Regions from separate parts of the Homo sapiens genome. Here regions 1, 2, 4, 5, 6 and 7 are each linked to region 3. Evidence: chromatin loops called from intact Hi-C (ENCODE). Cell type or tissue: Caco-2. All regions are shown on one strand. Region 1 overlaps MYO3B (myosin IIIB). Region 2 holds the start of ERICH2 (glutamate rich 2). Region 3 holds the start of SP5 (Sp5 transcription factor). Region 4 overlaps MYO3B (myosin IIIB). Region 5 overlaps MYO3B (myosin IIIB). Region 6 overlaps MYO3B (myosin IIIB). Region 7 overlaps MYO3B (myosin IIIB).

Region 1 (4,000 bases), 260 kb before region 3:
GAGGTGTTGGCAGCTCCTAGAATACCCACCAAATCAGACACCGATAATGGGGCTACAGCTACAGACACTCCAAGATTGGGCTACAGACAGAGACACACCCTGCAATACGGCTCCAGTTACAGACACCCTGTGGTGGAGCTACAGACAGACATCCTACCATGGGGCTACAGTTATGAAATGTCTCCGCAGGACTATTTCTCTATTGCAATTAAATTCATGCACATTGGGCTGGCAGTGACCTGCCAGTAGAGACAGTGCCCGAGTCAGCCCCTAATCCAAGAGAACTAGGTGGCTGCTTGGGCTGGCCTCTGGATCCATCAAAGGAGAGGGGCTACCGAACCACGGGCAGGTAGCCACAAAGGCAATCCCAGACCAGCCCCCAAATTTGTAACCACCTAACGGGCTCACCTTGCCCACTGCCTAGACAGAGCCAATTGATCAAGACAGGGAAATTGCACTAGAGAAAGAGTAATTCACATAGAGCCAGCTGTGTGGGAGACCAGAGTTTTTTTTATTACTAAAATCAGAGAATTTGGGGATCTGAATTTTTAAGCATAATTCTGTGGGTAGGGGGGACAGTGCATTAGGAGTTCTGATTGGTCAGTTCAGAGATGAAATCATAGGGAGTTGAAACTGTCCTCTTGCACTGAGTCAATTCCTGGGTTGAGGCCACAAGACCAGATGAGCCAGTTTATTGAGCTGGGTGGTGCTAGCTGTTCCATCGAGTGCCGGGTCTGTAAAATACCTCAAGCATTGATCTTAGGTCTTACAATACTGATGTTATCCCCAGGAGCAATTTGGAAAAATTTAGAATCTTGCAGTCTCCAGCTGCATGACTCCTAAACCATGATTTCTAATCTTGTGGCTAATTTGTTAGTCCTGCAAAGGCAGTCTAGTCCCCAGGAAGGAAGGGGGTTTGTTTTGGGAAAGGGCTGTTATTGTCTTTGTTTCAAAGCAAAACTATAAATTCCTCCTAAAGTTAGTTCAGCTTACACCCAGGAATGAAAAAGGACAGGCTGGAGGTTAGAAGCAAGATGGAGTCATCAGATCTCTTTTCACTGTAATAATTGTCTCAGTTATAATTTTTGCAAAGGTGGTTTCAGTGGCAGTATATAATGTTTAAGAAATATGGTTTAGGAATCAAAGTGGGTTCAGATATAGGCATGGCCATCTACTGGCTGTAGGACTCTGGGAATTCTACCTAAAATATGTTAGTCTTAACTTCCTCATATGTGGAATGGGAAGAATAATATTATTTACCTCATAGGTTATTTTGAGAATTTAGTGACATAACATAGGAAGTGTTTAGTACAGTGATTTCAGATAGGAAACACTCAATAGATACTGTATTACTCAAGTTTTGATAACTATTTAAAATTCCATGTGTGGAGCCCATATGTATATAGAAGCTTGCTCAACTGCTGTGGTGTAGGGACTGTAACACAATTTGTAAAACTTACTCGTGACTACTCTGAAGGCTAATCATTCACAAGGAACCAAACAGGATGTTTATCATGTGGGCAGAAAGCACGCTTGCTCAGCTCCAACTGACTTACATTGTTTTGTAAGTCCGTGTTGTAGGAGGAAAGTATACTGGGTTAGACAGACAATGGTTTTGTCCAGAATATGGCTTCTATTGATCATTTTGATATTGGTCTTATAGGGGCCAAGGGAAGACTTCCTCACTCTCTGAAAGTTTGCTGAAAATAAACTGACAAGAGGCAGATTAATATGAGAAAATGCATACAGATGTATTAACGGGAATAGGGGAGAATCACAGAGTGATTACCCACCAGACAAATGGTACACAGATGGTTATATACCCTTCTTAAGGGAGAGGGAGATGGAGAAGTGTGGATATTTTGGTGGGGGGGTGGGGCGGTAAATGATTTTAGGGGAATTTAATGGCCTTGAAGAACATACAATGGCCTGGGACAAAGTCTGTTAGGTCTGCAAAACAAACAGTGGTTTGGGACAAGTCTGTCCAGTTGTGTTGACAGACTGCAGCCCTTCTTCCTGTGATAGGAGTTTAGTTAATGAAAAACTCAGGGAAGGGATCACAGGTAATTGTTTTCTTTGGTGGGTCTAGGCTTTAGGCAGATAAATGAATTTCAGAGAACAGCTTCATCCTGGGCTATGGGAGAGACAGAGGATTAAGAGATGGGGGTTGGGGGTATCAGAGAGACCTTGATTCTTCTTCAGTTCAACATGTCAACATGGGGTATATGAACCCAGTTCAACATGGGGTATATGTTTCTGTACCCCAACAGTTTCATTAGAACTATTTTTCTTACCAATAAATAAAAAGATCTCCTTGCTGAGTTGCATGGTAGCAGAACTCTCCTTCTGCCACTGAACGCACTTTGCATCCTTGATATTTAAAACTACGCTAAAACTAAATCAATCACAGTAATGATGGAAGGAGAACTAATGTTATTTGTTATATGTGCGCAAGGCAGCAGTTTTGACTAACCAATTTTATTAATGAGGAAAACAGAGGCTTTTAAAAGTTAAATACAGTCATCAGTCACTTAATAAAGTGATATATTCTGAGGACTCTGTCATTGGGTGATTTTTGTCGTCGTTCATTCATAGAGTGTGCTTACACAAACCTAGATGGTATAGCTTACTATACACCTAGGCTATAAGCTATCGCCTTTCGCTGTGAGACTACAAACCTGTATAGCATGTTACTGTACTGAATACTGTAGGCAATGTAACACAGTGGTATTTTTGTATCTAAACATAGAAAAGATACAGTAAAAATGTGGTACAAAAGATTAAAAATGGCACACCTGCATAGTGCACTTACCATGAATGGAGCTTACAGGACTGGAAGTCACTCTGGGTGAGTCAGTGAGTGTGTGGCGAGTGAATATGAAGGCCTGAGACATTAGTGTACACTCCTGTAGACTTTATAAATAATGTACACTTAGGCTATACTGAATTTATTTTAAAATGCATTTTATTCAGTAATAAATTAACCTTAGTTTACTTTAACTTTTTTTTATGAACTTAAAAAGGCCTGTAAAACAAAGAATGGTTTGGGACAAGTCTGTCTAAAAGACTTTTTCACTTTTTTTTTTGTAATAACACTTAGCTTAAAACACAAACACATTGTACAACTGTACAAAAATCTTCTTTCTTTATATCTTTATTCTATAAACTTCTATTTAAAAATTTTTTACTTTTATTTTTAAAATTTTTTGTGAAAAACAAAGACACCAACACATACATTAGCCTAGGCCTACACAGGCTCAGGATCATCAATATCACTGTCTTCTACTAATGCCACATCTTGTCCAACTAGAAGGTCTAACACGCATAGTGTCATCATCTCCTATGATAACAATGCCTTCTTTTGGAATACCTCCTAAAGGACCTGCCTGAGGCTGTTCCACGGTTAATGTTTTTTGTTTTGTTTTTAATGTAAGTAGAAGAAGTACACCCTAAAATAATTACTTTTTTGTTTCTTTGAGACAGAGTTTCGCTGTGTTGTCCAGGCTGGAGTGCAGTGCCATGATCGTGGCTCACTACAACCTCTGCCTCCCGGGTTCAAGCAATTATCCTCCCTCAGCCTCCTGAGCAGTTGGGACTACAGGTGCCCACCACTACGCCTGGCTAAGTTTTATATTTAGGTAGAGACAGGGTTTCACTTCGTTGGCCAGGCTGGTCTCGAACTCCTGACCTCAAGTGGTCCACGCACCTTGGCCTCCCAAAGTGCTGGGATTACAGGCATGAGCTATCGCACCTGGCTAAAATAATGATTACAAGTATTGTAAATACGTAAACCAGTAACATAGTTATTTACTATCATTATCCAGTATTATATACTGTACATTATTGTACATGCTCTGCTTCGATATGATTGGCAGCGCAGGTTTGTTTACACCAAATCACCACAAACACATGAGTAATGAAGTGCACTATGACATTATGTCTACAACATTACTAGGCAATGGGATTTTTTCAGCTCCATTATAATCTATGGGACTAATGT
Region 2 (4,000 bases), 56 kb after region 3:
ACACGGTGAAACCTCGTCTCTACTAAAAATACAAAAAAATTAGCCAGGCATGGTGGCGGGCGCCTGTAGTTCCAGCTACTCGGGAGGCTGAGGCAGGACAATGGCGTGAACCCGGGAGGCGGAACTTGCAGTGAGCCGTGATCGCGCCACTGCACTCCAGCCTGGGGGACAGAGGGAGACTCCGTCTCAAAAAAAAAAGTGCTGGGATTACAAGTGTGAGCCACCGTGCCCAGCCCATTAATCCATTTTTGCTCCCTTCAGGAGCAGTAAGTAAACTAAACACTGCATCCTACAAATGAACTTGAGCTTTTCTGTCAGGGGGAAGAATAGGTAGAGAAAGAAAGTTTAATCAAATTTGAGGTTTTCTTACACTTCCTTGTAGTGGATCAATGGGAATAACCAGTCAGCCATTATCCATTCATCAGTACTAAGCAAATTCAACAAAACTAATGTTTTCAAATGTGTTGATCAAGACATACCCTTGGCCTTGTTTAAATGAAAAGTCCTCAATCAAACAAGACATTTTCTATGTAAGGGTGTTCCTGTAATAGAGGAGGCAGTGGCCTGCTATGTCCTTATCAAACTAGGGATGTATTTGTCAATGACTCCATTGAGTTCTTTTCAAAAACTTCCATTCTGGCATTTTTCCTTTGCCTCCTACCTATCATCAAGGGCTCACAGGAGATTTAAAGAATGAATGTGAACAGATGACTAAGAGAATTAAAAAATGGCCACGTCTCTGTATTCTCTTGGTTCCGGAAATGGTCCAGCTGGTTCTATTTTTATTATAATAATAATAAAATTTGTTATTTATTAAGCATCTTCCACATGTCAGAGCTTTATACATTTTTATGTCATTTTAGCTTCACAACCATCTACCAAGGTACATATCCTCAGCGGGTAGCAACTCCAGAGATTAAATAGGGAGTACACCTGATATTATGTGTCTACCATGTGAAAGTCGAATCCAGATTTGAGTCCAACAAACACGCGTCCTTCAAAACACGTTGCCTAGCAACAAATTGATTCTAGTTACTTCCGGCATCCCAAGTGGAGAAAAATAACCAATTCCTTCCTAGAAGCCAAGCTTGAGGGACCTTTAGAATTCTGTAACAGAAAAGCTCCCCACCCCCTACTGTGACCCAAGCAGTTACTTAAACACTAATACCTCCCATTGGCCGGCGTGGCAGAGCAGCAGCTCTGGCGCTAGAGGGAACCTGGGCTGCTCTAGCTGGGGGAGAGCCGGGTCTCTGGTTCTAATCACTTGAATCTGACTTCTGGGAAAACTGGCGTCCAGGGACTCCCCCCGGAGACCCATAATCTTCTTGGGGCGACCTCAGGTTGGGGGACTAAGTCCTGCAGGGGACACTTGTTCATCCACTACCAGGGACACCCATCTCTCCCAACTCAAGACTTCTTTTTACTCCCCAAGTTTAAAACTCTGAGGCCACCCCGCCCCCTTCCCTCTCCCTCGCTTAGAATCAGGTATGGACACCGACATTCCAACCTTCTTTCCTTCTTCGGCGCTCCTGAAGGTAACCGGTGCGCGTGCGCACGTCAATCCGAGGGTGTGTGCGCCCAGTTTCCGGCGCCGCGGGACACCCACAACCGCGGGGCTGTCCCTCAGCTCGGCCGCCCGCCCCGCCCCGCCCCCCCGGACCCGCCTCCCAGCCCCGCCCCGGGCCCTCCTCGCCGCGCCCGCTCCGTCCCGCGCCCTCCACCGCCCTACGGCCTGGGCCCGCCTCCACCCTGCCTCTCCGTGGTTCCCCGGGCTGCCCCTGCCCCCGCCCCCGCCCCCGCCACCTCCCCCGCCGTCGCCCAATTCCCCCAGCCCCCACCCTCGGCTGCTGCCCGAGCTTCCTCCACGCGCCGTGCAGTCTCCACGGCGACGCTGCGTTCCCGACTCGGAGCCCCCAGCTCCGCGCGAGCAGCTAGCCGGGCTGGCTCTCGGTGTGTGCCCTTCGGATGGTCTGCTGAAGAGGGCCGCCAGCTGGTAAGACACTCCGAGGCAACGACCGGTCTCCCTCTCCCTAGCCCGGTGTGCAGTCTGACCCAGCCCCCACAGCAGACCACCCCCAGACCGGGCGCCCGAGTCTGCGGACCGCTCTACCGCACCTGGTTCTGGCTCTGGGCCCCGGGCCCCGTGGCTGCCAGGGGCCGCCGGGAAGGGAGGATGCGCGCCACTGGGGTGCGCCTGGCTTGCGGCACCCTCCTCCCGCAGTGGTCGGAAGAGGTGAGGAAGCGCCGTTCGTGTCTACACGGGTGTGGAGATAACTGGGCGATTCTGACAGGCTTGTCTACACTACCATTCTTTGACCGGCCGGTGCACACGCACCAACTCCTTCCCCGCAAATAACGAAGATGGCCCAGCCCATCCCAGGGCTTCCCGACCCCCTTCCCTCAGTCCTTGCCCTTGCCCGGAATTCTTTTACTTATTTTTGGAAAATTAGTTAAGACATCACTACTAGCTAGATATAACTTGCTAGCCATACAAATTTCGATGGAATTTGGACAAATCATTTATATTCCCGGGCCTTATTCTCATCTTATGAGATGATGAAATTGACTTGAAACTTCCAAAATGTTGATATTGTTCTTTTGACTACTCAAACTACTCTACACTGAGCCCCTGTGGCATTTAAAGTAACACATGGTATAATGATCAATTTATTGTTTGGCATAGGTGTCTTGGCTGAATCTTATTTTTACCCTAGGAGAACCCCTGGAAGTCGCTTTTTAAAAATCTGAAAAGGACACCGGAAATGTCTTTTAATATGTTTCATTTTTCTAAAAACCAAATACAATGATCCCCAAATCCAACTTATTTTTTAATTTTTATTTTGTTTTTTGTGAATTGAAATAGTTTTGGTTTTTGTAATCTCTGGAGAACAATAATAACAATAACATTTCTCTTTACGTGTTAAGAGTTTTCCAGAGCTGAAATTCCAGCATCTCTAGGTATTTCATTGCACCCACTCCAGAATTCCAGAGCTTTCTACCTACGCTCACCGGTTGAGCCACATCCTCAGTGTTTTCTCCCTTCTTTGCCCCATCCAGTTTCGGCGTTTAGAACTGGCTTCATTTGTGACAGTTCACCTTCAGGACTGGCCTCCCTGAGCTGTAAATATTAACAATAGTATAGGAGGAGGAGTTATAGTAACTGCAGTTCTGGCAGGAGATGAGTGCTACTATTATTATTTATTGGTAGCTAATTATTTTAACCTTTGCAATTTAACTCTATAAGGTAGGTGGTGTTTTTATCCACACTTTACAGTTGAGGAACTGAATCACAGAGAGGTTAAGGAATTTGCTCAAGGTCACACAGTTTACTGGGATTTAAACATAGACAACCTGACTCCAGAGTCTGGAATCCTAGCACTATATTACACTGTAAAGGAAATATATAAAATTTATATTTAGTCAGTTTAAAAAATGAATGTAAGTGATGGATGATCCTTGACACCATTTGTATACACATTTGAAGCTATGCCATGAAATATTGTTCCTGCATCATGTAATGTTTCCCCCACCAAGCTCCCTGAGGATAGAGGATAGTGCTTAATCAGCTCTGTCTCTCCTTCTCACCAGAGTTGCAGGGCTTGAGTGTGTAGCTAGCTAGCTATTTATTCATTCTGTCTTTGCCTATTAGACTACAAGGTAGCTTATAAAAACCAGTAGCACAAAACAGTAAAATAATTGCATAAGTGGGATGAAGAAAAACATGTAATGTCTTCCAATATTACAAGAGAAATCTAAAATAAAAATTTTTTGAAATCTGAATTTTAAATGTTGGTAATTCATTTTATAAAAGGTGTTTTTGTTTTTTTGTTTTGTTTTGTTTTTCCTGAAGTCTGTGGAGTGTGGAGTCCAAATAATACCAACTGGGGAGGTTCAGAATCTTGTGGCCTCTGGTTGCATGACTCCTAAACTACAATTTCTGAATCTCGTGGCTAATTTGTTAATCCTGTAAAGGCAGTCTGGTCCCCAGGCAAGAAGAGGG
Region 3 (4,000 bases):
TCTCATTCCGCAGGCGCGCCCTGGGCGTGGGAGAAGGTGGGCCCGGAGGCATCGCATCCCCGACCCCTGATGGAAGTGCGGAGGGCATCCTTATACAGTCCAGATTCCGAGTCCGTTGTAGTTAGGCTAACCTCTGACGCTGCATCGGGAGATAGGTCACCCCGTCCGTCCCGGTCGCAGTGCGGTTCCCGTGAGGAAGACGGGCAGAGAGGCCGGGCGCGAACTGATTAGGGGCTCCCCCACGGCCGGCGGCCTGGAGAGTGGAGACTGTGTCCGACGGGAGGTGGGTGGGGGAGAGGAGTAGGCCGAGCTCCGGCGGCCACTCCGCAGTGCGCTCTCGCGAGCCGGGGCCGCGAGGCCTCCAACGCGGTTCCGCACCCCTAATGCCCCAGGGCGGTGAGCACCCCGCGGTTCCCCGCCCGCCTCTTCCTCCTTCCCCGCCCGCGCGCCCGGGAGAGGCGATCCCCGCGTCCGCAGTGCCGGGGCAGGACGCGCCCTGCGCCCTGGGCCAGGAGGAGGCAGGTGGCCCTCCTCGGCAGGAGGTGAGCCGCCAGGGAGGGATGGGGGTCACCCAAGCCCCTGCAAGCGCGACCCTGCCCAGAGCAAAGCACGCCCCGCGCCTGGTGAGGAACTTTTTCTTTCCAAAGGTGGCAGGAACAAGTCTGTACTGACTTTTCTCCCGCCTTCGGGATCCTCTCTCGTATGATTTGTGGTTTGTGGGACCACAACAACCAGGCTTCCTCGACCGCGCCTTTTTTCCAGTAGCTCCTGGTCTGCCAGGCTTGCGAGAGGGCGCGCTGGCTTGGCGGGGCTCCGGGCGAGAAATCACCAGCAGCGCTGGGGCTTTCGGCCCCCCACAGCCCAGCCCGGGCCTCCTGGGTGGCCTGGGGAGAAGGGGGCGGGACAGCACAGCTTCTTCCCCTCGGGTGGGCATGACGGGTCGCCTTGGGTGTCCTGCCGAGCTCAGCTTTGAGGGTATGCGCGGCGCGGGTGTTTTTCCCAGGTCCACTCTGCAAAAGTTGTGGCCTGAGGAAAACTTCCAGGTCGCCAGCAGGAACGTCACAGGAGAGCCCCGGTCGCTCGTCAGGCGGGCGGCCCTGGAGCGTGCGCGCCACCCAACGCCGCGCTGGGCGGCCGCCCGGCCCCGCCCCAGGTCACAGCCCTGCCCTCGGCCCCACCGCGGCGGGCGGGGGACACGCGGCGGGCCGGGCGCTGTCGGTCCCACGCCCCACCGGGGATCTCGCTTGGGTCCGCTGTGTGCGCGGGCGGGTGCGTGTGCGGCGAGGGTGCAGGGTGTGCAAGTAAATACAGGGGAGAGTTACACTCTTTGCCGTCTCAAAGTCCGGCGCCTGGAAGCCGAAGGCAGATTTTTCCAGAGATAACAAAGACACTTTGTCACTTTGGGCGCTGCGTCGGTGCAAATCTTTAATTGCAAGTGTGTGTGTGTGTGTGTGTGTGTATGTTGGGGGGGGCGGGAAGAGTGTCTCGAGCAACCCAAGCGCGGGTCTCCAGGCGGCAAGGCCCCCTTTGATCAGGAAAATCCAATTATTTGTGTATATACATTTCCCACATAGTGATTACTTCATTAATTGTCCCGCCTTTATCTCCTCCCTTCCCATCCCCCCTAATAATCAGTTCTTTTATCCAGACCAACAAACACACCATAGGAGCTTTGTGGATTCAAAGGATTTGCTTTCGCTTCTGAAAGAGCCGCTATTCTTTGATGATTGGGTAGCGGCAAACTTCAAAGCCATAAATCTTCCCTCTGACTGGCTGGCGGCCCAGCAAAGTCCTTATCAAATTCTTGGAGGTGATCCTGAAGCGCTCAGACCGCGCGCGGGGCGAGCGAGCGGGGCGCGGCGAGGGGCAAGGGCGGGGAGGGCCCCGGCGCTCAGAGCAGGCGCCAGGGAGGCAGGCTGGGCGGCCCTTCGTCCTCGCCTTCGGGTGTCCATGCCTCGGCGGCGGCGTCCCGCTCCGCAGCCAGGGGCCTGCAAGCCGTAGCCATGGCCGCGGTGGCCGTCCTCCGGAACGACTCGCTGCAGGCCTTTCTCCAGGTCAGGGCCGAGCCCGGAGGGGGCGGGAGAAAGGTGGAAAGGGCCGTGTCCGGATCTCTCCTGGTACTCCGTGCACCTTGAACCTCAAAGGGAACCCCGCCGATGGGTGCAGCTGGAGCCAGGCCTAGGGGTGCCCACGCCAACTTCACACCTAATCCGGTGTGGCCTTTGCTGGAGGGACGCGTGGATCCGGGATTGTTCGGAGGTGCCCGGCTGGCCGAGAACAGGACCGGAGCTCACCCTGCTGGGCCCTCCTGCTGATTTCAGCCTGGGGCGGGCCAGGGAGGAGCGCGAAGGCAGTGAGGACAAGAGAGCTTAAAAGATGGGAGGGAGAGCGGCCGGCCGGCGGGGTTGTGGGTGTTTCCCGACTCTTACTGACCACGGAGCCGGGAGGGGCCCGTCGGATGCCTCCCCCTCCCACTTCGCGCCTGCTTCCTCTAAGGCTGGATGGCGTCTCAGTGCACCAAGTAGTTTAGCAAGAAGCGCTCGCGGGCCCCACGTTCAGGTAGCGCAGGCACCAAAAGTTTCCCTCGGCCGGTGGGTGCGTGCGTGGGGTGCGGTGGCGGGGGAGGGACGGCCGGGACGGAGGAGGGGCGGCGGTATAATAGCGGGCGTGGGGGCGGCGGGCTGGCCCGGAGTCCGCGCTTGGAGCTAACCTTTTGTCTCTTCTCCGCCCTCCCTCGCCGCCTATGCAGGACCGCACCCCCAGCGCCTCCCCGGACCTGGGCAAGCACTCGCCCCTGGCATTGCTGGCCGCCACCTGTAGCCGCATCGGCCAGCCGGGCGCGGCGGCGCCCCCGGACTTCCTGCAGGTGCCCTACGACCCCGCGCTGGGCTCACCCTCCAGGCTCTTCCACCCGTGGACCGCCGACATGCCGGCGCACTCGCCAGGCGCACTGCCGCCCCCGCATCCCAGCTTGGGGCTGACGCCGCAGAAGACGCACCTGCAGCCGTCCTTCGGGGCTGCGCACGAGCTTCCCCTTACACCCCCCGCCGACCCCTCGTACCCCTACGAGTTCTCGCCGGTCAAGATGCTGCCCTCGAGCATGGCGGCTCTGCCCGCCAGCTGCGCGCCCGCCTACGTGCCCTACGCGGCGCAGGCCGCGCTGCCGCCAGGCTACTCCAACCTGCTGCCTCCGCCGCCGCCACCGCCCCCGCCGCCCACCTGCCGCCAGTTGTCACCCAACCCGGCCCCCGACGACCTCCCGTGGTGGAGCATCCCGCAGGCGGGCGCCGGGCCGGGGGCCTCCGGGGTTCCGGGAAGCGGCCTCTCCGGCGCCTGTGCCGGGGCCCCCCACGCGCCCCGCTTCCCCGCCTCTGCGGCCGCTGCTGCTGCGGCCGCCGCCGCCCTACAAAGAGGCCTGGTGTTGGGCCCGTCGGACTTTGCGCAGTACCAGAGCCAGATCGCCGCGCTGCTGCAGACCAAGGCCCCCCTGGCGGCCACGGCCAGGAGGTGCCGCCGCTGCCGCTGTCCCAACTGCCAGGCGGCGGGCGGCGCCCCCGAGGCGGAGCCGGGGAAGAAGAAGCAGCACGTGTGCCACGTGCCGGGCTGCGGCAAGGTGTACGGGAAGACGTCGCACCTGAAGGCGCACCTGCGCTGGCACACGGGCGAGCGACCCTTCGTGTGCAACTGGCTCTTCTGCGGGAAGAGCTTCACGCGCTCGGACGAGCTGCAGCGGCACCTGCGGACTCACACGGGCGAGAAGCGCTTTGCCTGTCCCGAGTGCGGCAAGCGCTTCATGCGCAGCGACCACCTCGCGAAGCACGTCAAGACTCACCAGAATAAGAAGCTCAAAGTCGCTGAGGCCGGGGTTAAGCGGGAGGACGCGCGGGACCTGTGAGCCCTCCCGGAGGTGGACCCCCTTCCCAGCACCTCTGCGAGAGATCCGGGGACCTGTGGGCAGCTGGCGGAGGGGAGACTCAGCAGACGGACCCTCTCCGTTGCC
Region 4 (4,000 bases), 250 kb before region 3:
TCAAGACCAGCCTGACCAACATGGTGAAACCCTGTCTCTACTAAAAATACCAAAATTAGCCAGGCGTGGTGGTGTGCAGCTGTAATCCCAGCTACTCAGGAGGCTGAGGCAGGAGAATCGCTTGAACCCAGGAGGCAGAGGTTGCAGTGAGCTGAGATTGCGCCATTGCACTCCAGCCTAGGTGACAGAGTAAGACTCCGTCTCAAAAAAAAAAAAAAAAAAAAAAAGACATATGACCTATTCTGTCAAACACAGTACTAAGTATGTAGGTGGTGAATTACAGATAAGCATTAGCATTTCCAGGTTGTATATGTCAAAGGATAGGTTTTTACTTTATTTCCAAACATCACTCTGTATGTGATTGCAAGGACAGAATTTAAAGTCCTGTTGAAACACAGATGCTGTGCAGTTAGACAGGGCCCGTCACTAGCTGGGAGCTACCTCCTGACCACGTAGCCTTATAACTTTTAGAGTGCAAATTGGTGCTTAACTCTGCATTTTTCCAATTTGCTGTAGGGAACTGGTGCTGATCTTGAAAACAATACAGATTATTCCTTTTATTTATTTATATTTTATTTGTGCAGATTTATGGGGTACATGTGAAATTTTCTTATAAGAGTATTCCTTTTAAATTGTGTTTCAGCTGAATTAATACACATCAAGGATTTTTTGGTCACTAAACTTAAATTCTCAAATGCTAAGTGTCTGTTATAAGTTCTGAGGGAGGGTAATAGGTCAATTCATAAACATCTACCAATAGAAAATTATAAATGAGCTTTTCAGCTGCCTGGGGGGCTGGTGCTCACTAGTTAATTTGAATAAAAAGGGAGGGAAATGAAGGAGGAAAAGCCAGGTTCAAAGCAAGAGGTGCTTCTTCAGGGAGGATCTCTTAACAAAAAGAAGTGCTGAGGCCGGGTGAGGTGACTCACTCCTGTAATCCCAGCACTTTGGGAGGCCGAGGCGGGTGGATCATCTGAGGTCAGGAGTTTGAGACCAGCCTGACCAACATGGAGAAGCCCTGTCTCTACTAAAAACACAAAATTAGCTGGGCGTGGTGGCGGGCACCTGTAATCCCAGCTACTCAGCAGGCTGAGGCAGGAAAACACTTCAACCCCAGAGGTGGAGGTTGCAGTGAGCTGAGATCGCACCATTGCACTCCAGCCTGGGAGCAAAACTCAGTCTCAAAAAAAAAAAAAAAAAAAAAGGGCTGGGCCGAGCACGGTGGCTCAAGTCTGTAATCCTAGCACTTTGGGAGGCCGAGGCAGGCAGATCACTTGAGGTCAGGAATTCGAGACCAGCCTGGCCAACATGGTAAAACCTCATCTCTACCAAAAATACAAAAATTAGCTGGGTGTGGTGGCAGGCGCCTGTAATCCCAGCTACTCGGGAGGCCGAGGCAGGAGAATTGCTTGAATCTGGCAGATGGTGGTTGTAGTGAGCTGAGATCGCGCCATTGCACTCCAGCCTGGGCAACAAGAGTGAAACTCCGTTTAAAAAAAAAAAAAAAAGAAGTGGTGGAGAAATTCCCAAAGTTGTGTGTATGTATATGTATGGAGGTCGGCGGGGCCGGGGTAGAAGAAGAAAATAAGGAGAAAAAAGTTGAAGAAAATCCAGAATTTACAATTTAGCCAAAGGCTGGCCCTAGCCAAGACCTTTTCTTCAGACCTGATTAATTTGCCCCAAACCTCACCAGCTCTGAGTTCTGTACTCAAATGGGGGTGAGAAAGGGAAAGAAACCTCCAGAGTGGACCCATCTGGTGACAGCGGAGAGAGTATAACACGCTCTGCAGGTGGTGCTGGTGTGTTGTGTTTTCTCTTTGTTCCCTCTTCTTTCTAAACCCAGGATCTTTCCTTTCCTCCTTTCCCATTAGAAAACATCAAAATGTCAAACCTACAGGCAGTTATATCATTGTTTCAGCTGCATGTGAATGGACTGATGGCATCGGCCGTGCAGCTCATTAAAATAAAGCTGCACTGTCTCTGATGTCTTCACTTGGGTCATAGAGCTGCTCACTGATAGGTTGTTTTTCTAGGTTTTGAAAACTTAGCTCCATGTTTTCTCCCCTTCTTAAATGAACCTGTTTTCTTTACCCATCCCAGATGAAGCATTTCCTTCCATTTTGCATACAGTCTCCCACATACTCCTTTAGGCAAGCCTCTTTATTCACCCCTCCTAACTCTCACCCCTTTTAGCACCAGTTTTTCACTTTCATTGAACAAGGCTGCAGACATCCTCACCCCATGGGAAGGTGGCTGCCTGGACGGCAGTCCACCCAGCCTAACCCACATGCTGACAGCAGTGTCTTCCATCTCAAACATTTCTGCTTTATACCCTTGCCACCTGTTCAGAGCAGATGGGAAGCTGCCACGGCAAGGCCAGTGCTAAATGCCACTCATGCACTCTGCAAACCAAAGCAGGGTTTTTGTTGTTGCATTATAATAATGGAACACAGGCTGCTTGCAGTCAGCCCCTACAATTGTTTTCATCAATCAGTTCCTTTCAGTCAGCCCAGGTAGTTGGGATAGATATTGAGAACAGGTGCATTCCATTGGGTTTCCGAGTGATTTGGTGCCTGAGCTCCTATCTGCAATGAGCACATGGGAACTGTGGGTGGTAGGAGGAGTCTGATGGTTGCAGCATCAGAGTCTGACGACGTGGAAGGCAACTGGTGCTGGCCTAATTCCCTGTGGTACAACCTGGGCTTTGGGGCCATCACGTCTTTATAATCATTTCGCCTCATGGCCCTTTGCCAAGTTTCCTTTTAAGCAATAGTTTGGTCTCATATGACCTTACTGGAGAATTTAACAGGGGTTCATTAGAAGATGTAGAAGTATAGAAATAAGAGGGGTTTACACTGAAACCACATGGTATTTTATAGAGTGAGGTATTGTCAAATGAGTAGAACAATGCATATTCTTTCGTTTCTATGTTTTGAAAAATTCTCCCCACAGTATACACTATTGTGTCCTAAATACCATGGCCCCTCAGGTATTTGGCCAAACAGGCTTTCGGATTTTGGAAGACATGGAGCATGAGGTAAGTGCCTAGATCCTCAAACCACTTGCCTCCACCTATGCTTCCAGGTGGACACTCTGGAGGTGATACGGCATCCGGAAGAAACCACCAACATGAAGAGGCAAACTGTGGCTTCTTACTTCCGGGTATGGAGTCTTCTTGATCTCTATTCTGCCTGCTTCCAAAAAGGACTGTCTAAGCCTTCTTATGAGATGCCCAGATGGAGTCAGTGAAACAAGGGCAAAGCACAGAGTCAAGAAAGATTGGGTTGGGGAAGTGGTGGAAGCAAGGAAGGAAGAGAACATTGGGCACAAAACCCTGCCCATTAAGTGACTGATTCTGTTAGCATATGAGCTGCTTCTTGGTCTTAAAGCTACTAGAGGCAGCCACTTTTCTAGCATACTGAATAGTAAAGTAGTTAATAAAGTTCCAGAAGGTGGCTTATAAGTTCAGATACTGAGAGAATCTGTCTTAGCATTGACTTTATTTTCCTAGATTGAATTGACCCCTTGTAAAACCCACTTGTCTGAGCCCTATTATTTCCCATTTCTGCCATCCCTATTTCTGATACTTCATCTAGTTAAATGCCTCCTTTGGGTAAAAACATGGTCTCTAGAAGGGCTCTGTTAAATGCACATTATATAGCAAAGATAAGACATATACACTCTTGCACAGATTTGTTTGTCTTCAAATTATAAAGCGTTAGAGTTGGAAGGCCCTTAGAGACTGGGAGCTAAGGTCCAGATAGTTTCACAATAGAAATACTGTTAGGCCGAGCACATTGGCTCACACCTATAGTCCCAGCATTTTGGGAGGCTGAGGCAGGCGCATCACCTGAGGTCAAGAGTTAAGAGACCAGCCTGGCCAACATGGTGAAACCCCTTCTCTAGTAAAAATGCAAAAATTAGGTGTGGTGGCAGGTGCCTGTAATCCCAGCTACTTGGGAGGCTGAGGCAGGAGAATCACCTGAACCTGGGAGGTGGA
Region 5 (4,000 bases), 320 kb before region 3:
GATGATCTATGTGATGGTCAAGATTGGACGTACACTATAGATCCCTGTTGGAGAGGTTAGGGAGAAGCCTTTGAGATCGGCGCAAAATTTCTTCCCTTTCTTCAAAATAGATTATGAATTGAGAGAGTACTGCTCTGAAGAGAGATTGAAGGATTATATGTGAAAATATGACTCGGGAGTCTTGAGGATTTCTAATGTCTTGATGACAGACAATAGGATACCATTGACTTTTAAGATGACAAAAGTTGTGAGCCTCTGCAAAGGAGACCGAGAAGTGTTGGAACAGAGCCTGTGGGGAGGTCCTTCAGCTGGTCCTAATGCAGTGCTTAGGGAAGAACTGATGAAAAACTGACGAGATTTACAAAAAAGAAAGAAAGGAAAGAGAGACTGGGAACGGAAGTAAATTCCTAGGGATATACCAGAGAAACAACTACCGGAGATGCCTGTGAGCCAGGCCAAGGGGGATTTTCTTAGAGTAGCGCCAGGCTAACAGAGAAAACTAAGTTTTCTCTCTACTTTTCAATTAGCCTCAACTCTATCAAGAGAATACTACATCAAAAGAAGTGTCTTATGAGAAAAGAGAAGAAAATATCAGACATCCTGCAGTGGGGCTTTGATGGAGAAATGCTCTTTCTTCCCCACTGTTGTTGATTGGTAGTGAAACAGTTTATACCCATCAACAATAAATTGAGAAACCCAGTTGGAGGACTTGGTCTTCTTGAGTAAAGCTATTCCACTTTATAATATAGAAAGCTGAAAACTGGTAGAAATAAAAAGAGACAGCAGCGTAGCAAGATTCTGCAGAAAAGGCAGAGATGCCAGGAAAGGCTCTGTAGCTGGAGATGAAGCAAGAGAAAATGGACAAGGTAAAGAAGGTGAAAAAACCTTCCCTGGCTGTCTGTTGGGGAGACAATAAGAAAAATTTGATTGAAAAGTTTTAAGGCAGGAAGAGTAATCCCTCAGGTGGACATATAACTAATTGAATTTTGCCATGAGTGTAACTGATGTTTTGACCTGAAAGCAGAGGCTCCTAGATCAGAAAGGGAGAACTAATTAACCCAAGGTTAGGACTGATGGAGTCAAGTGGATGGAATAGCCCAGAAATATAAACTCCTTAATAAGGTGAGCATTGGTTACCCCGCTGTTAGTTCTCACTAAATCAAGGAAGGAGACCCAATCGGTCATTAATTTCAGTGATTCACACAGTGTTTGAACCTAAAAGTTTTTCTCAGGGTCATAGATAGTTTTTCACTTTAAATGGTTGTCTAGGCACTATGCTGAAGAGGGTAGTGCCAGAGAAGCAACGGGGCAAGATGCTGGTTTCAAGGGTATAGTCTTTGACAGTCATTTTCTATGGTGATTATCCCAGTGGTGAAATGCTGGAAGTCTTATTTTGGGAGGTTTCAGAGCTTGTACTGTAATACATGAAGAAAGAGAGAGAGAGAGAGTCTTTGTGTGATGTGTGTTTTAATTACAGGAAATACATTTATTTTTTCTAAGAGTACTGAGAGTTTCAGATAACCTCGATATAGAAACAGCTGATGTAGAACTCACTGCAAGAGTCTCTGTTTTACCCCCTGGGATCTGCCTCTGTGGGAGTTGCTCAGTGTAGTGAGCAAGCCTCACACTGTATTGATCAAAGTAACGAGGTGCTGTCATGTTAAATCCGAGCAAGTCCCAGAAAACCTACTTAGTAGGTGTTCTCCTTAGCCACTCTTAAGTTGGGTGATTAAACAATGATTCTTAAAGTAAAAAAAAATGACATATTGCCTTTGATTTAGAAGTTGGAAGAATAACATTTATCCATTGTAGAAGCCTCGTTTAAAATCTTCATTTGTCTTTGTAGCATTATCAGGTATCCAGCAGATGTCACTATTATAGTCTGTGTTCCTTTTTTTGGCTTTACTGAGTAATGTTTATAGGAAGTTGTAATCTGTGAGGCAATGCTTTATCAATGGTCCAGTGACCGTTCCTATTCCTTTGCTGCTGTGTAGAGTACCAAATCAAGTTACCTGCCTGAGTATTTTTGTGAAAGTACTTTTCTCTGTCTATAAGCATAAAATGCAAAATTTTCCTGGCTATATATTTCGTTGTTTCACGTATAGAAAATGTAAGTTTTTAAATAAGTAAATACACCTTAATTTCTTTTTACCATTAATGATACATATGTATTCAACTTTCAATATAAAAATAGAGCTTAGATAATCGGAACCGTTTTTACTCACATTTCTGACACCAAATATGTGGGTTTTTCTCCCCCATACCTGCAAATTATCTGGCACCAGCTGGGTGTCCTACAATTCACTCAATTCTGACCCTCTCCACCTGGAGTTAGCATCAGATCCCACAAGCTAAGGGCTCAGTCCCACAAGACTACTCTGACTCCAGATACCTATACTTCTGTCTCCTATACTTCTGACTGACTGGCTATAAATTGAGAGTCCCCACAATTCCCTCCTCAGGTTGGATAATTTGCTAGAATAGTTTCTAGAACTCAGGAAAACACTTTACTTACCATTACTGTTTTATTATATAGGATACAACTCTGCTGGGCGTGGTGGCTCATGGCTGTAATCCCAGCACTTTGGGAGTCCGAGGCGGGTGGATCACCTGAGGTCAGGAGTTCAAGACCAGCCTGACCAACATGGTGAAATGCCATCTCTACTAAAAATACAAAAATTTAGCTGGGCATGGTGGCAGGTGCCTGTAATCCTAGCTACTCAGGAGGCTGAGGCAGGAGAATCACTTGAACCTGGGTGGCGGAGGTTTTAGTGATCCATGATCACGCCATTGCACTCCAGCCTGGGCAACAAGAGCAAAACTCTGTCTCAAAAGAAAAAAAAAAAAAAAAAAAAAAAGGATACAACTCAAGAATAGTCAAATGGAAAAAATGCATATGGCAAAGTATGTGGGAAGTAACATAGAGCTTCCATTCCCTCTGAGCACACCACTCTCCCAGCACCCATGTGTTCACCAACCTGAAAGCTCTCCGAATCTCATCATTTAGGGGTTTTTACGGAGGTTCCATTATATTCACATGATTGGTTAATCATTGACCATTAGTGATTAACTCAATGTCTAATCCCTCTCTGCTCCCCAGAGATTGGGTTGAGGAGGACCCAAAAGTTCGAACTCTCTAATCACATGATTGGTTCCTCTGGCAACCAGCTCTCCATCCTAAAGCTATCTAGAGGTCCACCAAGAGTCACTTGCTTAGTATAAACTCAGGTATGGTTGAAAGGGGCTTGTTGTAAATAACGAAAGACTCCTAGCATTCCTATCACTCACTTTCAAGGGTTTTAGATGCTTTTGTGCCAGGAACTGGGAGCAAAGAACAAATATAATAGTCCCTCCGTATATGTGAGGGATTAGTTCCGGGAACCCCCAATTCATATACCAAAATCCAAGCATACTCGAGTCCTGCAGTCAGGACATGAAAAGTCAGCCCTCTGTATATGTGGGTTTCACATCTTGTGAATACTGTATTTTTGATCCGTGTTTGGTTGAAAAATATCTATGTATAGGAGGACATGTGCAGTTCCAACCTGTGTTGTTTAAAAGTCAGTTGTTGGTCAGGAGTGGTGGCTCACGCCTGGAATCCCAGCACTTTGGGAGGCTGAGGTGGGCAGATCACCTGAGGTCAGGAGTTTGAGACCAGCCTCAACATGGAGAAACCCCATCTCTACTAAAAATACAAAATTGGCCGGGCGTGGTAGTGCATGTCTGTAATCTCAGCTAATCGGGAGGCTGAGGCAGGAGAATTGCTTGAACCTGGGAGGCAGAGGTTGCAGTGAGCCGAGATCGCGCCATTGCACTCCAGCCTGGGCAACAAGAGCGAAATTCCGTCTCAAAAAAAAAAAAAAAAAAAAAAAAGAGAGAGACCAGTCTGGCCAACAGGGCAAAACTCCGTCTCTACTAAAAAATACCAAAAAGAGCTGAGTGTGGCAGTGCATGTCTGTAATCCCAGCTACTTGGAAGGCTGAGGCAGGAGAATTGCTTG
Region 6 (4,000 bases), 190 kb before region 3:
TAACACCATGTCATTTTTCTGTGATGCATCTACCTTCCTAACTCAAAAATAAGCTCCAAGTTTGGGAAGATGTTTCTGTGTTTTCTTTAGGAAGCTCACTTATTGGCTGGTAGCTGCCTATGGTTAATATCTCAAATTGAGGGTCAGTTGCTAGGAACTAGGATGTGGTGGACTTCAGCAGATATGATGTTAGAATGCATGTTTGACTTGGGTTTTCTTATATCCCATGCCTGCCATGTGATCCACACTTCAAGGCAAAATTTTATTTTATTTTTTTTGAGATGGAGTTTCGCTCTATCGCCAGACCGGAGTGCAGTGGCGCAATCTCAGCTCACTGCAACCTCTGCCTCCCGGGTTTAACCGATTCTCCTGCCTCAGCCTCCTGACTAGCTGGGACTATAGCTGTGCACCACCATGACCAGCTAATTTTTGTATTTTTGATAGAGACGGAGTTTCACCATGTTGGCCAGGATGGTCTCAATCTCTTGACCTCAAGTGATCCACCTGCCTCAGCTTCCCAAAGTGCTGAGATTGCATGCATGAGAAACTGTGCCCAGCCTCAAGGCAAATATTTTTGTGCCCAATGCATCAGACGACGATGGACGGTTTGGCATGGGAACCAATTTTCAGTTTTTTAACATTTCTTCTATATAGCTGAAGTCACATCATCATCCCCATCAAGGCCTTCAATGTGATCACCTGTGGACATGAACGTTTATGTTTACATTAATCTATCCCTAAACAGACTTGCTGTCAACAATGTTGCTCTACAAAGTTGACTAGCAAGGTTAGGCTCACGTGCTCTCTGGAAAACTTGAACATTTTCAAACCCATTTTAATTTCGTTTGAATAAACTTCATCTAAAACTGAATCATGTACTCAAGATTCCAAAAAATTGCTGTTTAATTTCACCTGATAGCTCTCTTCTTTCTTATAAAAAGTCAATTTTTTAGTATGATATTTTTAGCATGATAATGCCTCTACTTTTTCTAAAGAACTCTCAGTCTCTCACACATGGACACGAAGAGGAGAACAACAGACACTGGAACCTACTTGAGGTTAGAGGTCGGGAGGAGGAGGAGGAGCAGAGAAAATGATTATTGGGTATTAAGCTTAGTACCTGGGTGATGGAATCATCTGTACAACAAACCCCCATGACACAAGTTTACCTATATAACAAACCGGAGCATGTACTCCTGGACCTAAAATAAAAGTTAAAAAAAAAAAAAATTTCAGTCTCCCTTAGACCTCTCCTTTCCTTCCTTCCCTTCTGTCCTCCTTCTCTCCCTCCCTCCCTTCCTTCTTCCTTTTTTTTCTTTCTTCTTGTCTCTCTCCTTATACTATTTATATCTACGTCTCTAAAGTTCTGGTTTCTGATCCAAAAGACAATTTCAAATAATAAGAAAATCTGATCTCTAACCATTTCTCCATCCCTCATCCCCTTCCTGCATTACCCATAGAAATTCAGCACATTGCTGGTACCTACGTTGTATCCTCATCAAGCTCTTTATTATATTCCCGCTCAGAATGAGTTTCTGCCCAAAAGACCTTTACATATTGAGCCTATTTTGAAAAGTTTGAGAAAGGAAAATGGACTCAAGTGGAAAATATTGCAGGAAACAAAATTTTGTAAAAATGAACTTTATATAAGAGTGCTTCATTATCAACACATAATGAAACCTAGATTATAATCCTACATGTTGAAAGAAGATTAACTTTGTACATTTTCACAATTTTATTAACTTCACTTTCTTCACTGGGTTATAAGGAAAACATAATGGTGTTTCAGTTCCAAGTATATTTTGTGAATTAAATAGCAGCTTGTTCCTCACTATAAAAAACAAATATGCCAATATATTTTCCACTAGCATCGCCCTGGTCACCTTAAATTAAGAAGAAACTGGAGTATTTGCCATTAAAAGCTGTTAACAGTAGTAATGCCACAACATCTCCGTGTGCATCTTAGTAACTTCTCAGACTTGTCTCCTTGATGAATAGACAAAACAGGAGGAGGGGTGAATTTGTTCTTTTTATCTGAATGGTGTAGGTGGGGAAGACAGAGAGCAATAGAGAGCTCTCGTGAAACAGAGCTCTAGCGACTGCTGTGCTTGGGAAATTAGATAATAAACAGTCCCTGATACCAAAATTCTAATGGCCTAAGATCAACACAGTCTGGAGACGCAGGTGGGAGTGGCCTTCCTCGCTCTGATCCAGACCCTCCCGGGAGAGCTCTTTGTGTCAACAAGAACAGCCAGTGCTCCTGGCCAGCTCCCAGGACTCAGAGTGGGGCTATCATTTTTGTTTGCTTTGCAAATATCTTAATGGGAAGTGGTTCAACACCACCTATGGGTTAATCTGAGGGGTTCTGCTTGGCAGCTGTTAGCTCTGAGAACCACATGGCCGCTCTCGGGTGCAGGGAGTCAGGCTAGCTGTTAACTACCCAGCGCCAGGTTGAGGCATCGTCTTTGCTTATTGGATTTACTGACTGGCAGGAAGCACCTTGTTGACTTTTATTTTTAGTTTGTTCCTCCTGGGAGAGCAAGGATGTTATTCTCAGATCCAACTGTGCTTTTTTCTCCAAGGGAGGGCAGTTGTTTAAATTATTTTTACTAGCATGAAGCATCCTTTCACCTAAGCTCATTCTCAGAATCTGAAACTTCATATTAAAAGTGGTGGTGTGGTGAAGGTGGAAGGGGCATTGTTGCCAGAAGAAAGATTTAGTATATTAGCCTGCAGGGAGGGCAAACAGTGGAAGCCACAGCCTTGTCTTCACCTGGGATCTAAAGAATTGGATAGATAGTGAATTTCTCTGCTCTACTGTTCCCTTAGTCCTCTCCCCCTCCCTCTCCTCCACCCCAACATGGCTTTCACTTGTCTTATCTTGACCCATAGGAATGTTTCCCTGGGCGACACAACCAAGTCATGCCTTTCTGGATCTGTGTCTGCTGACATTGACACAGATGATCTCTTTCTTTATGCTTTCCTTACAGGATTTCAGGCAGGTAGGATGGTTTCCACAAAGCAGGTTAGGGAAGTACCTGGAGTGATGACAGACATGTAGACAGTTTCCAAATGCCCCATTTGTAAAAATGCAAAAAGTTCAGATTTCTCTGTAGGTCCTGGAAAAAGTGTCTAGCTACCCTCAGGAATAGTGTAACCCAGCTTTTAAAGCCTTATTCTTTCCTGGGGGTTTTCTACACCTACTTGTGGGATTGTCTTGTGGTTGACAACAAGGGCCCTAGAGTCCACTAGACCTGCTACTACAGGGTAAGAACTTCATAAACGCACTTATTTTCTCAAGGCTTCAGTTTCCTCATCTTTAAGTGGAAGATCAAATAGCACAATATCTACCTCACCAAGACATGAAAGTTAAATGAGGTAACATATACAAAGTATGTAGCATCTCATTTGATGCATAAAAAGCACTCACAAATTGTAGTGATTAGAGGAGTTGTTGTTATCTCTGAGGCATCCACTTTAAGTCATCCTTAGTATTATGCATTTTGTACTCATTTTGAAGTCTGTTACTCCCAACCCTTTAAAATCATCCAGTGCCAAACTATGAGTATCAAAGTAAATGATGACAAAAGAGTATAATCCATTGAATAAAATAAGATATCATGAGTCCATGTGGATGGATGGAAGGAAGGAAGGAAGGAAGAGAAGAGGCTGAGCTCTGACTTACAATAAAATATGAAATAATAAAGGTAGATGAAATTAAGAAAACAGAAAATCATCATTTGGCAACTGCAAAAATAATTGTTTCAGGCAATAATTATGAATGGATGCTAACACTACTATGTGAAAGTTTGAGGAGTAATAAACTATTTGCATAGTCTCAGAGTAAGTCCCCATAAGAAACTTATTAATTACAAAAGGACAGTGAAGAAACCTGGCAGAAACCACCTTAACCCAAGTGATGAAAGTTAGCATCACCAGTAATTGAACAAACTGACAGCATGTGCCTCCTGTTATGATGTATTGAGAAGAAGACAACATC
Region 7 (4,000 bases), 270 kb before region 3:
TTGGTTTACACTGAAAATTTATTTAATAAAGAATAAACAATTTGGCCACACGTTAATACTGTTGAATAGTATTCCAAAATTGATACAGATGTACATATTTATATTTACTTTTCTTGAGAATAAAAGACTTATTTGCAGAGTGGGAACTCAAATCATTTTTTGTTAAAAATAATTTTTTACCAATATTGCTATTATAATTCATTGTAATACCCTACATTTCAACCTTGCTACTTCACGGCAAAACATTAGTACTATCTGGGCCTCTAGAAGGATTTACACAGGAGTTTCAGTGGTTCTGATGGCCTCTTGATAGCGCATGTAAAATTTTATCTGTATTTAATACAGTTGGTTCTCATTATTTGTAAAAGTTGTGCTCTCTAAAGTTGCTGCAAACTCTGAATCAGCAAATACTGAACCATTGCTTCCAGGAGGAAATACGGGGTCAATACTTAGGCCACAATATTTTTGTGAAGTGATCAATGCATAACCTCATTTTACACATGTTTCTGTTAAAAGACACCCTATTTAATATATGTTTATTCTAAATAATTATAGTCAGTATTTTAAAATATAAAACAGTATGTCAATTGCAGCATTTGTGTCATTGAACTCACAATCAATAGCACTGTAACACATGCCTGAACAATAAGTATTTTCTCCATGAGGCATATCACAACCTTCTTGTGCTTAGAAACACTAGACAGCACCACACTTGCGGGGATACATTTTTTTTTTTTATTTTTGAGACAGAGTTTCACTCTTGTTGCCCAGGCTGGAGTGCAATGGCGTGATCTTGGCTCACCACAACCTCTGCCTCCTGCATTCAAACGATTCTCCTGCCTCAGCCTCCTGAGTAGCTGGGATTACAGGCATGCACCACCTGGCCTAGCTAATTTTGTATTTTTAGTAGAGACGGGGTTTCTCCATGTTGGTCAGGCTGGTCTCCAACTCCCGACCTCAGGTGATCCGCCCACCTGGGCCTCCCCAAGTGCTGGATTACAGGCGCTCGCCACCACACCTGGCCCATTTTTTTTTTTAGACAAGTTCTCACTCTTATGGTCCAGGCTGGAGTGTAGTGGCATGATCATATCTCACTGTAACCTTGAATTTCTGGCTTCAAGGATCCTTCCACCTCAGCCTCCAGAATAGCTAGGACTATAGGTGGGCACCACCATACCTGGCTAACTAAAAAAAATTTTTTTTGTAGAGATGAGGTCTTGCTATGTTGTTCATGCTGGTCTCGAACTCCTGGCCTAAAGTGATCCTTCTGCCTTGGCCTCCCAAAGTGCTGGGTTTGCAGGTGTGAGCCACCACATCCACCCTGGGTTGGGCAGGGGTCGGGGGCAGCATTTTAAACAGCAAAATTACCAATGGAAAAATCACAAAAATGCAAAAAAAAAATGTGGTACTTAAACAGACCTCAAAAAGGACACTTGTTTATGAGAGCTGAAATAAGAAGGCAGAGCATCATCTTCTTTGACATCAGCTGGAAATGTGTGCGTCAGGGGACTGAGCATTTCTGTGAATGACCATGAAAGCATTGCAGATATTGACTTTGGGTTACAAATAAATTTTAGCAAGTAGGCAAATCCTCAGATAATGAAGATGGATTGTCTTTGTGGTTTTTTGGAGTCACTGGCTTCCACCAGTTCTAAAAGGGATTATGACACAGAAACATTAAAGAACCCCGTGTCGTATTTCCTGTCAACCCACATTCCTCTCCTTTCCTCTGTTTGATTTTTGACTACTGGACTAAGGCATATCCCCTGCCTTCCACACCCATAGTACCAGCAAAGTGTTGCCTCCCTCCCTGTACTATCTACCATGGCTCAGACCCTGCCCACATGAAAAGTGTGCCTTCTAGTGTGTGGCATATATTTACGTTATTAATAATAATGTGTATGGGTCTGATGAAAATGACTAAAGATTTGTTTTCACTTAGAAAATGAGTTGAAAATCCTAATAATTAAGGCATCAAAAATATGAAGTGCAGTAATAGCAATAAAAAATGAAACAAAACCAACTCCAGTTACTATCTGACTTATCCAAGGTAAAATTACAGAAGTGGCCCTGGATAAAGCTCGGCTCTGTAAGTGTGGGGGAAAAGTAATATTGTTTCCTCACCCATCAAAAGGTTTATGGCTGAGACCTCTATAACAAAAAGCAGATTAACAAGAGAAAAGCCTACAAATTTATTTAATATAAGTTTTAGATGACATGACAGCCATCAGATATGAAGACCCAAAGAAACAGGGAAATCTGTGTATTTTTGTGGTCAGTTGTACAGAATTATGACTGAAAAACAAAAGGGTATGATTTAATGGTATTAAACTGGAGCTTACTTAGCAAGGACTGTTTGCTCAAATTCTTCTTGGTGTCCCTATATGACATTCCTTACCTCTGGGTATTCCTTACCTCAGGTCAGGACATCTGTCACATGAGGGTCTTCAGGGGAGAAGGGAGGGAGAATGGCAGAGAGTGACCTTCCTAGGTATTCTGGCCTGCTTCAGAGAAGAGCTGTGGGAAGGTGAGAGTGGCCTTCCTGCTTCTGCTGTTTAAATGCCTAAGTCCCATGTTTGGGGATAGCATGTCCTTGACTCTATCAGCTCCAACACATGGAGCAGCACTGCACAGTCAGTTTTCAATGTGTCTTGCTTTCTATTCAGTACTCTAACGATGTTTGAGACCAGTGGTGCTGTCGGGTTTTTTTTCTTCTTCTTAAGGGATAGATGTATCACTTGATAGCAATAAAAATTCTTCTAAAGAGGCTTTGTCAAGAAGATAATAAATATGAACACTTCTGAGGCTTCAGCATGCAAATAGGGAGCGCTAACTAAGAACAGGAGGAAATTCTTCAGTTTTCATTTATTGCCAAAATCTAGATGGTTTATGGGATTCTTTGGAGTCTATATCTGTATCCAAGAGTAAACTTAGTTGACAAATGAGGCAAATCTTTTTACTGATACCGTGCTTTCAGACTTTTATTTTATAAGTTATATAAACCACATCGGGTGGTGTAACCACCCAGTGGGTTCATCTTGGCCACTGCCTAGACAGAGCCAATTGATCAAGATGGGAATTGCAATAGAGAAAGAGTAATTCACACAATGCTGGCTGCGCAGGAGACCAGAGTTTTATTATTACTCAAATCAGTCTCCTCGAGTAGTCAAGGATTGGAGTTTTGAAGGATACTTTGGTAGGTAGGGGGCAAGTCAATCAGGAGTTCTGATTGGTGAGGCCAGAGATGAAATAATAGGGAGTTGAAGCTGTCCTCTGGGGCTGAGTCAGTTTCTGGGTTGGGGCTATAAGACCAGATGAGTCAGTTTATTGATCTGAGTGGTGCCAGCTGATCCATCGAGTCCAGGGTCTGTAAAATATCTCAAGCATTGATCTTAGGTCTTACAATACTGATGTTATCCCCAGGAGCAATCTGGGGAGGTTTAGAGTCTTGCAGCCTCCAGCTGCTTGACTCCTATACCATAATTTCTAATCTTGTGGCTAATTTGTTAGTCTTGCAAAGGCAGTCTAGTCCCCAGGCAGGAAGGGGATTTGTTTTGGGAAAGGGCTGTTATTGTCTTTGTTTCAAAGCTAAGCTATAAACTAAGTTCCTCCTGAAGTTAGTTCGGCCTACACCCAGGAATGAACAAGGACAGCTTGGAGGTTAGAAGGAAGATGGAGTCAGTTATGTTAGATCTCTTTCACTGTAATAATTTTCTCAGTTACAATTTTTGTAAAGGTAGTTTCAGTCCCTTTCTTTGGGTTTTGTAACACCTTATTCTTCAGATGTGGGCTATGAAGATGGAAAAAGGATGAAGACCACTCTAACATCTTCCTGCTGAACAGGGGGCATAGTGGGGTTAGGTATTGACCCCTAGGTAAGAGGAGTAGAACTGCTTTGCAGCTGTCTGCATGTACTCATAGGTGCCTGGTTGGGGTTTCAAGGCTTACATGACAAGGGTGTTAGTATCCTCATCTATAGTTTTAATGCATTTATAGAACA

Evidence for each region. Hi-C counts contacts between places; a loop is a spot of excess contacts. Peaks named below come from ENCODE experiments on the same cell type or tissue, not always from the same donor. Only the 100,000 strongest peaks of a DNase experiment are listed, where the experiment ranks them.
Region 1: it touches region 3 in a loop (5-fold over the local background); 2 of 110 quality-filtered maps call a loop at or near these places.
Region 2: it touches region 3 in a loop (5-fold over the local background); 16 of 110 quality-filtered maps call a loop at or near these places.
Region 4: it touches region 3 in a loop (7-fold over the local background); 2 of 110 quality-filtered maps call a loop at or near these places.
Region 5: it touches region 3 in a loop (6-fold over the local background); 22 of 110 quality-filtered maps call a loop at or near these places.
Region 6: a loop joins it to region 3, with 3 times the contacts of the local background. A loop is called at or near these places in 2 of 110 quality-filtered maps.
Region 7: it touches region 3 in a loop (4-fold over the local background); 2 of 110 quality-filtered maps call a loop at or near these places.

What each region holds. Positions count from the first base shown.
Region 1 is chr2:170,454,297-170,458,296 of GRCh38, forward strand. All of the region lies in intron 23 of MYO3B (myosin IIIB), which reads left to right. Among named protein-coding and RNA genes, the nearest start is that of MYO3B-AS1, 110 kb to the left of the region's middle. In Caco-2, no CTCF peak of the experiment used is centred here; DNase peaks (open chromatin) are centred at 685, 1,534 and 1,955.
Region 2 is chr2:170,769,195-170,773,194 of GRCh38, forward strand. It overlaps ERICH2 (glutamate rich 2), which reads left to right and starts at 1,184. Exons shown (of 10, transcript NM_001290030.2): 1 at 1,184-1,993. The coding sequence starts at 1,488. It overlaps ERICH2-DT (ERICH2 divergent transcript), which reads right to left and starts at 1,572. Exons shown (of 6, transcript NR_110185.1): 1 at 1,508-1,572. RefSeq lists silencers at 1,762-1,821, 2,142-2,281. In Caco-2, no CTCF peak of the experiment used is centred here; DNase peaks (open chromatin) are centred at 1,177 and 1,607; H3K4me3 peaks cover 2,871 bases.
Region 3 is chr2:170,713,510-170,717,509 of GRCh38, forward strand. It overlaps SP5 (Sp5 transcription factor), which reads left to right and starts at 1,828. Exons shown (of 2, transcript NM_001003845.3): 1 at 1,828-2,054; 2 at 2,750-4,000. The coding sequence starts at 2,004. The coding sequence ends at 3,895. The region is part of intron 5 of ERICH2-DT (ERICH2 divergent transcript); the gene reads right to left. It overlaps LINC01124 (long intergenic non-protein coding RNA 1124), which reads right to left and starts at 1,058. Exons shown (of 1, transcript NR_027433.1): 1 at 1-1,058. RefSeq lists a silencer at 1,145-1,194 and enhancers at 1,412-2,201, 2,202-2,989, 2,990-3,779. In Caco-2, a CTCF peak has its summit at 3,498 (motif pointing right); DNase peaks (open chromatin) are centred at 1,352, 1,792, 2,372, 3,472 and 2 weaker places; H3K4me3 peaks cover 4,000 bases.
Region 4 is chr2:170,460,284-170,464,283 of GRCh38, forward strand. It overlaps MYO3B (myosin IIIB), which reads left to right. Exons shown (of 35, transcript NM_138995.5): 24 at 3,085-3,162. Among named protein-coding and RNA genes, the nearest start is that of MYO3B-AS1, 110 kb to the left of the region's middle. In Caco-2, a CTCF peak has its summit at 1,782; a DNase peak (open chromatin) is centred at 1,790.
Region 5 is chr2:170,395,394-170,399,393 of GRCh38, forward strand. All of the region lies in intron 16 of MYO3B (myosin IIIB), which reads left to right. Among named protein-coding and RNA genes, the nearest start is that of MYO3B-AS1, 46 kb to the left of the region's middle. In Caco-2, a CTCF peak has its summit at 1,846 (motif pointing right); no DNase peak of the experiment used is centred here.
Region 6 is chr2:170,528,147-170,532,146 of GRCh38, forward strand. The region is part of intron 30 of MYO3B (myosin IIIB); the gene reads left to right. Among named protein-coding and RNA genes, the nearest start is that of MYO3B-AS1, 180 kb to the left of the region's middle. In Caco-2, no CTCF peak of the experiment used is centred here; a DNase peak (open chromatin) is centred at 2,245.
Region 7 is chr2:170,444,616-170,448,615 of GRCh38, forward strand. All of the region lies in intron 23 of MYO3B (myosin IIIB), which reads left to right. Among named protein-coding and RNA genes, the nearest start is that of MYO3B-AS1, 96 kb to the left of the region's middle. In Caco-2, no CTCF peak of the experiment used is centred here; a DNase peak (open chromatin) is centred at 1,646.